2 separate regions of the Homo sapiens genome follow, and region 2 is linked to region 1. The links are chromatin loops, found by intact Hi-C in ENCODE. Cell type or tissue: dorsolateral prefrontal cortex. All regions are shown on one strand. Each heading gives the region's core, and the rest is flanking DNA. Links, peaks and the distances in the headings are about the cores only.

Region 1 (4,392 bases), core at 111-4,110:
ACATCACCACTTGTATTTAATATTTCTCCCTAGACGCTCAGTGCTGCCCTGGGGTAAGCCATGCCTGTTGGAAGAGCTCACAGGGAAGGACCAACCCAGCCTGCGGTGTGAACCTACTCAGGGCTAGGAGTCAGCACTGCCTTCCTAAGGGGCTGCCGGATTCTCTTCCCCTTTGACAGAGGTGCGGCCAGCCGTCCAGATGTGGCTGGATGACCAGTTAAGGGGCAATCACCTGCCCTTCTGCCCCACTCCGCCGGAGGTATTGGGTGCAGAAGTAAAGGTGGCTGCTCGGGGATTCCAAGTAGATGTAGGGGAGCTGAGGCCTCAAAGGCTCCCGATCTCCTGGCCTGTGAAAGCAAGTGGACATCTTAGAGAGTCCTTGCTTATGGGTGCCTGCAACTTCCAGGAAGAGGTCGTAGAGGAAGCAGCAGGAAGTGTTCCTGGAAACTCCACGCAGAGGCTGGACGCCCTGGGAACTTTGGCTCAGTGTGCTCTGTGGAGGGATATTATCTGTAGGGACCAGGATATAACACAGCAAAGGGATCAGGTGTCCTTTGGAAAAATGATTTTCCAAGTCAAATTAAATACCACTTGCTTACAGATTTTCTTGAATCTCACCAGGCTAAGAATCAGGCTGAATTATTTTGAACGCCTACCTGATCACTGGACCCGGAGTGAGGAGGGGAGACATGGAAGGTGACCTTGTATGCAACCCTTTTTCCTCTGGTGTCAGTCTTCCACTCAGGGCCTTGGTTTCCCCCTCTGGCAAGCGGGAAGTTGATTTAGGTGATCTCCAGGTTTCCTCCTGCAATAGACAGTGGTACGTTCAGTTTTTCCTCCTGTGTTATGGGTCATTTGTCACCAACTTGCTACTTTCCGCAGTCTGAAGCATATTAAAAGCGGCCCCCATCTCCCACATAAGCAAGCATTTAAAAAAAAAATACTGGTTAAAATAAAATGAGATTGGCCTCTTAGAACCAGTCAACTCATCAAAGTGATGCTGAGCCCTTCTGAGCTCAACAATGTTGACAGTAATTTATGCATTTCACAGCACTAGGCTGGAAAAGTGCAAGCACAGGGCTAAGGCTTACATTTCCTGTGTCAACAGTCACTTGCCTGGTGTCTGGTTTCTTTTTTGGTCCTGCTTACCTTGTGCCAGCCGGTGCCAGCTCAGGGGGCTCTGTGAGGCCACCTCGCCTGCTGGTGACAGAGTCCTCACTGCTTTTAATTTCCAAGTACTGCTTCATCTCTTGGAGATGCTTCAGTGACTCCATTCCAAGGCGGGTTTAGATGACGAAGTGGATGACGATGGGGGGAGTAGGGGAATCTCCTTAGAGACAAACCTGGGAGAAGGCATTTCTCATTCCAGTCAATACATAAATGTTATTGATTGGAATCATATTGGGTACATATTGCTTGGAACAAGGAAGAAGTATCTTTCCACTTCCTTTTGTTTAGCTCTTTAATGGGAAAAGTCTCTGTTTTTTTTTTTTTTTTCAGTTTCCCTCTTGTCGCCCAGGCTGGAGTGCAATGGCGTGATCTTGGCTCACTGCAACCTCCGCCTCCCGGGTTCAAGCGAATCTCCAGCCTCCTGAGTAGCTGGGATTACAGGCATGTGCCACCACGCCCGGCTAATTTTATATTTTTAGTAGAGATGGGGTTTCTCCATGTTGGTCAGGCTGGTCTCAAACTCTTGACCTCAGGTGATCTGCCTGCCTCGGCCTCCCAAAGTGCTGGGATAACAGGTGTGAGCCACTGTGCCCAGCTGTTTCTGGTTATTAATAGGAACAAAATACCAGGGCATGCTTTGTCTAGGTCAGTCCTCATTCTTCATTGTGGATCAGAATCAGCTGGAGAACTTGTCAAAATGCAGATTCCTGGGCTCTGAACCCCCGAGTTATGGACTCAGTAGGCGTAAGAGGCCTGAGAATTTGCATTTCTATCCAGCTCCCAGGTGATGCTGATGCATAGGTCAAGGACCACACTTTGAGAAGCACCGGCGGGGAACACAGTGTTACCAGGTCTTGGTCTCCATCCAATGCAGTAAACACTATGCGATAACAACCTGGGGGCTTTTGAGCTTACAGGAACAGTCAATGCAATAGAAGCACGCGCTGCTAGGTCTCCAAGGAAACAGGGACAGTCTCTTCTCCCGCTGTTAGTTAATGAGAGTGTGGTTGTAACTAAACTACTGGCTAATTACCACGATCGTGGGAAGTGTCCCAGGTCGGCGCTATGAGCTTCTGCCACTAGGGGGAACCAGGGCTATTTCTCTGCAGGCTCCAGGCTGTGAGAAGAGGAAAAGTACTGAAGAGAGCGAGCAAAGCCTTTCAGAAAATACTGCAACACTGCGTGCCCGAGGCCCCCGCACATCGCTGCAATCTTGATGTGCACAGACACCGTCGAGAACCAAGGCTTGGCAGGGAGGGGGGATGGTTGATTTTCTAAGTTGTTTGGTTTTCCTCCCTTTCCTTAAAGTACATCCACATTAAGCCGTTTATGCCGCGGGTGACCTGTAGTATGAGAAGAAACACAGGTCGCTCTCCTGGCTTTGCAGATAGAGTAAGCTCAGGAGAGAGGGAAAGGAGCTGGGCAAAATGCCAGCAAGGGAGGGCTGGGCTGGCGGGACCCAGATGTTCCCTGCCCAGGAGCGTCGTGGAGAGAAGGGGAGGCATGCCTGGGGTTTGGACTGGCCAGCTTGCAGGTGGCTGTCAACCCTGAATGTTGTGGCATAGGTCAGGATGAGGTCCCTTGGGGTGGGGGAGGCAGAGTAATTCCTAAGGGAGAAAAAGACAGGAAAGCAGGTTTTGGGGCTAAGAAGACAAAAATGACTGAGAGGTTATTTTACCTGCCTTGAACTTGCAAACAAGTATGGGTCATGACCTCTTGTGAGTGCTGCCGCATGCCCTGTCAGCTGCTGTCTTCTGGGGACACGCATATTCTGACCGCCACAGAGGGCAGCATAACAGCCACAGTGCCTGCTGAGCAGGAACGTGCCGCCTAACCGGTCCGTGGCGTCCCTGCCTCTTTCTCCCTCATTAAGCCTCTTTCCCAGGACCACAGCTTTGGAAACAGCTTAATCTCTAACAAGTGATCCCGCAGGGACTTGCATTTCAGTCCCTAAAAACCACTCTGTTCCCTTTCTCGGCATGACAGTGGCCTTCTAATGGTTTCGGAGATAAGATATGAGCCCAGGTGATGTTGGGACGTGCAGAATCCATGGTGGGCTGCATAGGTATTAATTCGAGGAACAAATTTCCATAACGTGTGTGTTTGTGGGCATGAGGGTGTACACCTCAATGGCAAATTATCATAACAAAACATTAGCTATAAACATTTAGTTTGAGGACTTGGCGTATAGTTCCAAAAAATGATCTCATTAGCTTACTAACATTCACTTGTCCCTGTGACCAACACATGCAACTCACTGTTCGGAGGGAGCCCCCATCACAGCTAAACAGAGGGACCAGGAGTCTTCCTTCTTAAGCTGCAGCCTGACTTTTCTCCAGCTTACTGTGATAGTTTTCTGGCATGAGCAAAATAAGCAGACCCTGTCTCTCATAATTGAAAAGCGTGTGTGTGTGTGTGTGTGTGTGTGTGTGTGTGTGTGTGTGTGTGTATGTATGCATCCTTTTCATATTCCTTAAAACATTTTTAGCAGGTAAAATCATGTCTCTATGCTATTCTCTCACTGCCAGCCACAGAAAGGATCTTACACAAAGAAGTCCATGGGGCTCCCCTTCTCCTGCACTCAAGTCCTGGATAGGAGTTCTGACTTTTCTGAGTGACAGTTCCCAAAAGGGTTCCTTTTCACCTTTGTTGAATGCAGAAGCAGTGGCTCTTCAAGAGAGAGCATCTCCCTCACCCCTTAGTCATTCCGAGCTATTTGGCTCACAGGTACTTTCAGCATCAGATCTGGTCCTGACTCCAGCTTCCACTGAGTACACATCCTTAGGGCCTCTGCAGGGCGGTGCACCCATGCCTGGGAGGCCTCTCCATCCCTGGATCCCTGCGGCCACTCTTCAAGGCTCCTATTGCCAACCCAGGGATCTGCTGCTCCGTGCTGCTGTCTTGAGCACTGCCTGGCTGCTTGGACCAGGCAGGGCCCAATGACCACAAGTCAGGGAATGGAGAGAGGTGTTTGCTGCAGATTGAGATTCTGATCCTTCCTCTGTCCTTGAAGGACCCTCTCCTCCCCTGTCTCCCTCGCAGCCTTCTCCAGTGCTGGAGCTGACCCGGAACATCAGAGACAGGAAAGTCACTGCTCCAGTTGAATTTTGCTGCAGTTTCTTTTTTTCTCCCCTAGATGCTGAGAGCTATTTTTAGACAGGGACTTTTTTTTTTTTTTCAGGGGATCCACAGTCTATTTTTAAAGGACTTACGGAGGCCACA
Region 2 (4,392 bases), core at 228-4,227, 580 kb after region 1:
ACCATTCTCTGGGCAGTACCAGAAATAGAGAAGCCAAACAGGTTCTTGGGGTGGATGTTGCCCTGTTTGAAGATTGTGACTAAAGGCTCATTCCTTCTTCCTCCACTGATTTCCTCACCATCACTACCACATATACATCATCAAGACAGTTAAGGACAGGTGACTTTGTTCTGTTGCTTAAACATATTTGCATGTACAAATAAATGTTGAACACTAACCTAATGCCTATTAGACCATAGGTACTCAAAAATTATGTATTTACTTTGCTTAAAATAACCTTTCATGTGTAGGGTGATAATTTTTTTCTTCATATGGAGTATATAGCCTTTTAAAAACTGATAGCCAGGTTCTTGCAATTTACTTCCCCCTTCCCTCTGTTTCTAGATCTAAGACCCCAGCATTTAAAAATATCCTTCTCTGGCTCTAAGTGATCCCTCAGGGAGTTTGTTTCAAGTTCTCAATCTGAGATTAGTTTCATCCCACATCTAGAGGACCTGCTTCTAATGGTTCATAAGGTACTTCCACTGGGTTCAAGAGGAAGACACAGCTCTAGAAATCACCTGCTTTCCCAACAGGTGTGTCCCATGGTGGGGAAGAAGCCCAGTCCTCCTAACACCCACCTGGCTACCTTAAATAGCTTGCCACAGTCTCCCTGCAGAGAGCCCAGACTAGCTGTGTGACTTTAAGCAAATCACTTTCCCTCCGTGGGCCTCTTTTCCTGGAAAAGGGAGGAGTTGGACTCACTAGAGGGTCACAAGGACCCTACCAGTGTGACAGATCACATCTTCCATGACTCCGCTGCTCCCTCGGCCCCACACTGTGGCCCATGCCTGGGATTTTCAGGTAACCCTGCTGGCCTAGAGGACTTACATAGAGTGATTTGGAGGGGGTGGAGGAGGAAATTAAGTTATGTGATGCCAGATAAGTCATTGAACATACGGATGAGTGCATGTTTATGAAGCACTGAAGAAACAAGCTTGCCAGATTCGTGGCGGATCTTGGATTGGAAGTTGGGAGTATGCGAGAGGTTTATGTGGGATTAAAGTTGTCTGTGGGTAGCTGAATTCAATAAGCTAAATCAGAGAGATCCCAAACTCTGCAGAGAGATCAGACCCCGCCTCTAACTCCAACAGAGGCTAATTACAATTTTGGGAAGTCCTCGAACCACACTAGGTCTCACTTCCTCATCTATTAAGAGCTACTGACTTTGATTATCTCTAAGGTCTTTCTTGACTTATCATTAATTAAATTGTGAGAATTGGGAGCTAGTAGAAAAATCTGGACAAATGCGTGGATGGAGAAGGGGATACCTCAAATGGCCTAAATATAGAGGGAAATGTTCTGTACAAGTGATACGTTTATTCTTGAATCGGAGATAGCATTGGAGGATATATTCTGTACAAATATTGTGCTTCAAATGCTTACCCCTCCATCATCATCAATGATATTAAAATCATTGCTTAACCTGGGATATTTGCTTAACCTGGGAAGCCTCCCTGCATTTCCCCAGAGAGCCTAAGGCTCCCTTCCCAGCCTCCTGATGCCACTTAGCAGCCTGTGTTTAATTTGCATTCCTAGAATGTGACTTCACAGAGAAAGGGATCTGTTGTTTTCATTTTTGTGTCCCCCACCTTGAATAGCGACAGCCACAGGAATGTGTTGAGTGAATGAATGCGTGACCAGCCATTGTGAGCTCAGAATGTGCAGCAGCGATTTGACAGTGCCAGGAACTTGGCTCAGAGAGGCAGTGCACCTTGCCAGGGCTTCAAAACAGTGTTACCTTTATCCCCCTTTTGGCCTGTCCCAAGGCTAAGGTCATGAATGCTCAGCGCTTGGTGGCCAGAAAAGGCTGTTCTTACTCCCTTTTAGAGACCTTTCTTCCCCACATCTTAGCCTGCTTAGTTCTCCTGCAAATTGGGGCTCTTGGTCACAGGGAATCGGGTGTCATTGCATACGCATTAGGATAACTCCTCGTTAGACACTCGGAAAGCAACTCAAAACACACGTGTACAGATTATTCATTAAGCAGTCTGTTGGTGGTCACGTGCTAAATGTTGGGGAAGATGCAGAGATGAATGTAGTGCTGCTGGCCTTGGGGTCTGGAAACTGGTGAAGGAGGCAGTCAGGTTACAATCATAGTGCTCCAGGGAGAACAAGGGAAGCAAGGAAGATGGAATACAGGGTTCCCACTTCAGGTGTTGTTTTTTAGTACAAACCATGATTGAGAATCCTCTTGGTTCAGGAGCAAGCTGGAGGGTCCAGGAATGGTCTCCGCTTCCACATGACAGTGGTTTTCTTGTCCCTGAATTCCCAGGGCTAGGGTGATGGATGCTCAGAGACCATTGTGATGGGAGCCCTTGGTCCTTGTGGGGAGAGTCGGGGGAACACGCATGTTGTACAGGTGTTGGGGCTTGGGGAGGTGTAGGTGTGCATGCTCACCAGGGTACTTCTCAGAAGTATCCCTGCTCGTGGCATGGTGGGGGTGAGTCCACCTCAGGCCCCTAAGCTGTGCTTCTACTTCCTTTCTAATTATACAGCATGTATTGTCTCTGTGACCACTTCTGACACAGGAACAGACTGCCATCTACTGTCCACTTCTGTCCTGAGTCCCTCCTGCTCAAGGAGGCATTTATTTTTTCTCATCCTGTTTTTAATAGATCCGGACACCAGGAGAAACAGACGTGGAGTCCTATTTAGTAATTTTTTTAGAATTTAGAAGGGAGCCTTCAAAAAACATAGCACATCTGTCAGATGGTTTCCGTATCTGTTTACAAAGTATTATTGTAAGGGGCCACTCTGCTGCCACTGAGTCTTGCTAGCCGCTGTGCGAGGTGCCGTGTGGGATACCAAGAGATACAAAGCAAGGCCTTACCTTCAACAGCCTTGCAGTCTACTTGCGAATACAGTGTAGATTTGCAGAGAAGCAGACTACAGGATGTGGCAGTAGATATTTGGTAAGAGGCATCTGGGTGGTAGGGACTACAGAGGTTTTGGGAGTTTGGAGGAAGGAGGAGCCCTTATAGGCTGGGGGATTTGGGAAAGACCAATATGGGTCTCCTTTTAGCAATCCCAGTGTTTAGGAAGAGGCTTCTAAGAGCTGCGCGATGTTGTGGGACAGGCTATGAACTGGAAACTCAGGAACCTGGAGGGCCTGAGGTCTAGTCCAGCTTCTGGCAGTCCTGCCCTGTGACCCAGGGCCTTGGGTTCCGCATCCTCAAAGCAAGGCTGTTGGTCTTCTTGTCATGTAAGGGCCCCCCCATCCCCGACCCTGCATCATGTACCACTCTTGGATGCAGTGGGAGGTGGTTTCCTGGTTTCCAGCTTGTCAAGAGCAATAGAGTCAATTGGATCCCATGCAGGAAGGATACCTGGATGCAGGGCCCTGTGCTGATGACCCCACATGCAGCAGGAGAGAGAGAATTTCCCCAGGGGAGTTTTGGGTGCTGTTAAAATACAAAGGGGGGAAATGTTCCATGCAACCTCTGCATGCCACTCCTCTCCAGAGCTTTCCTGGACTTTCCTTCCAAAAATATATGTGCATGGTGCTTTGCGTCCAAGATAGCTACCCCAAAAGAAATTGTATTAGTATTCTAGCATTGTTCATAGCTCAAATCTAAGATTCCTTCACATTAGAATTCATTCCATGATTGTTTTTATGGAGGTTTTCTTTGAGTATTTGAGACTTTTGGTAGCTGTGGATTAAAATGAGGAAAAGATTGTTTTCTATAGCTCTTTTACTCCTTGTCTCTTTTTCTCTGTCTTTCTTAGCATTTAAACCACCACCAAGGAAACCTCCAGGGTGTTTATTGCATATTCTTGCCTTTTGATGTGTGTGTGTGCATGAGAGAGAGAGAAAAAAAAAGAAAGGGAGAGAGGAGAGGCGAGAGAGAGTACAAGAGAGAAAGATATTTTAGACTGTGGTCTATTAGCATGTCTAGGAAATCAAGTTGAATTTGGATTGGGTTACAGGTTGAGAGACCTCAGCTCGTCACTGTAATCCTCTGACATTTCCCTTTTACTTTTTGGCTCTTGTCTGAATCAAGAATACATCTTCCCGTTCCCTCTTCCATGTTTACATCTTCTTTTGGGGCAGCTGTATAAAGTTACTGTCTGTCTACAGCAAGTCTCCTTAATTCTTTTGGGGACTGCTCGACAGAGGCACAGTCAAGGATAGAACCATTAGAGACGGTCAGCTTTTGGACAAAGACAAAAAAATATGTTGAGGAATAGGAGAAATGTTCCAATTGTCGATTATGTGTTTTCCTGTGGTATGCTGATGTCTGTGACTGTTGTCCACAGAAAGAGAGCGTGAGCAGGGGCTGGGGCAGAGATAAAAGGGAGATTCTCCCCAAACCAACAAATGTGGAGAGAGAGCAGGAGTCCCCAGCAACA

What was found. Peaks named below come from ENCODE experiments on the same cell type or tissue, not always from the same donor. Only the 100,000 strongest peaks of a DNase experiment are listed, where the experiment ranks them.
Region 2: a loop joins it to region 1, with 2.8 times the contacts of the local background. A loop is called at or near these places in 9 of 110 quality-filtered maps.

Annotation. Positions count from the first base shown.
Region 1 is chr12:4,855,643-4,860,034 of GRCh38, forward strand. No RefSeq gene overlaps it. Among named protein-coding and RNA genes, the nearest start is that of KCNA6-AS1, 27 kb to the left of the region's middle. RefSeq lists enhancers at 4-53, 1,909-2,552, 2,081-2,375. In dorsolateral prefrontal cortex, for the core only: CTCF peaks have their summits at 192, 2,250 (motif pointing right) and 2,452; DNase peaks (open chromatin) are centred at 2,259, 2,959 and 4,056; H3K4me3 peaks cover 1,434 bases; H3K27ac peaks cover 1,376 bases.
Region 2 is chr12:5,440,013-5,444,404 of GRCh38, forward strand. All of the region lies in intron 1 of NTF3 (neurotrophin 3), which reads left to right. Among named protein-coding and RNA genes, the nearest start is that of NTF3, 10 kb to the left of the region's middle. In dorsolateral prefrontal cortex, for the core only: a CTCF peak has its summit at 2,570 (motif pointing left); no DNase peak of the experiment used is centred there; H3K27me3 peaks cover 3,815 bases.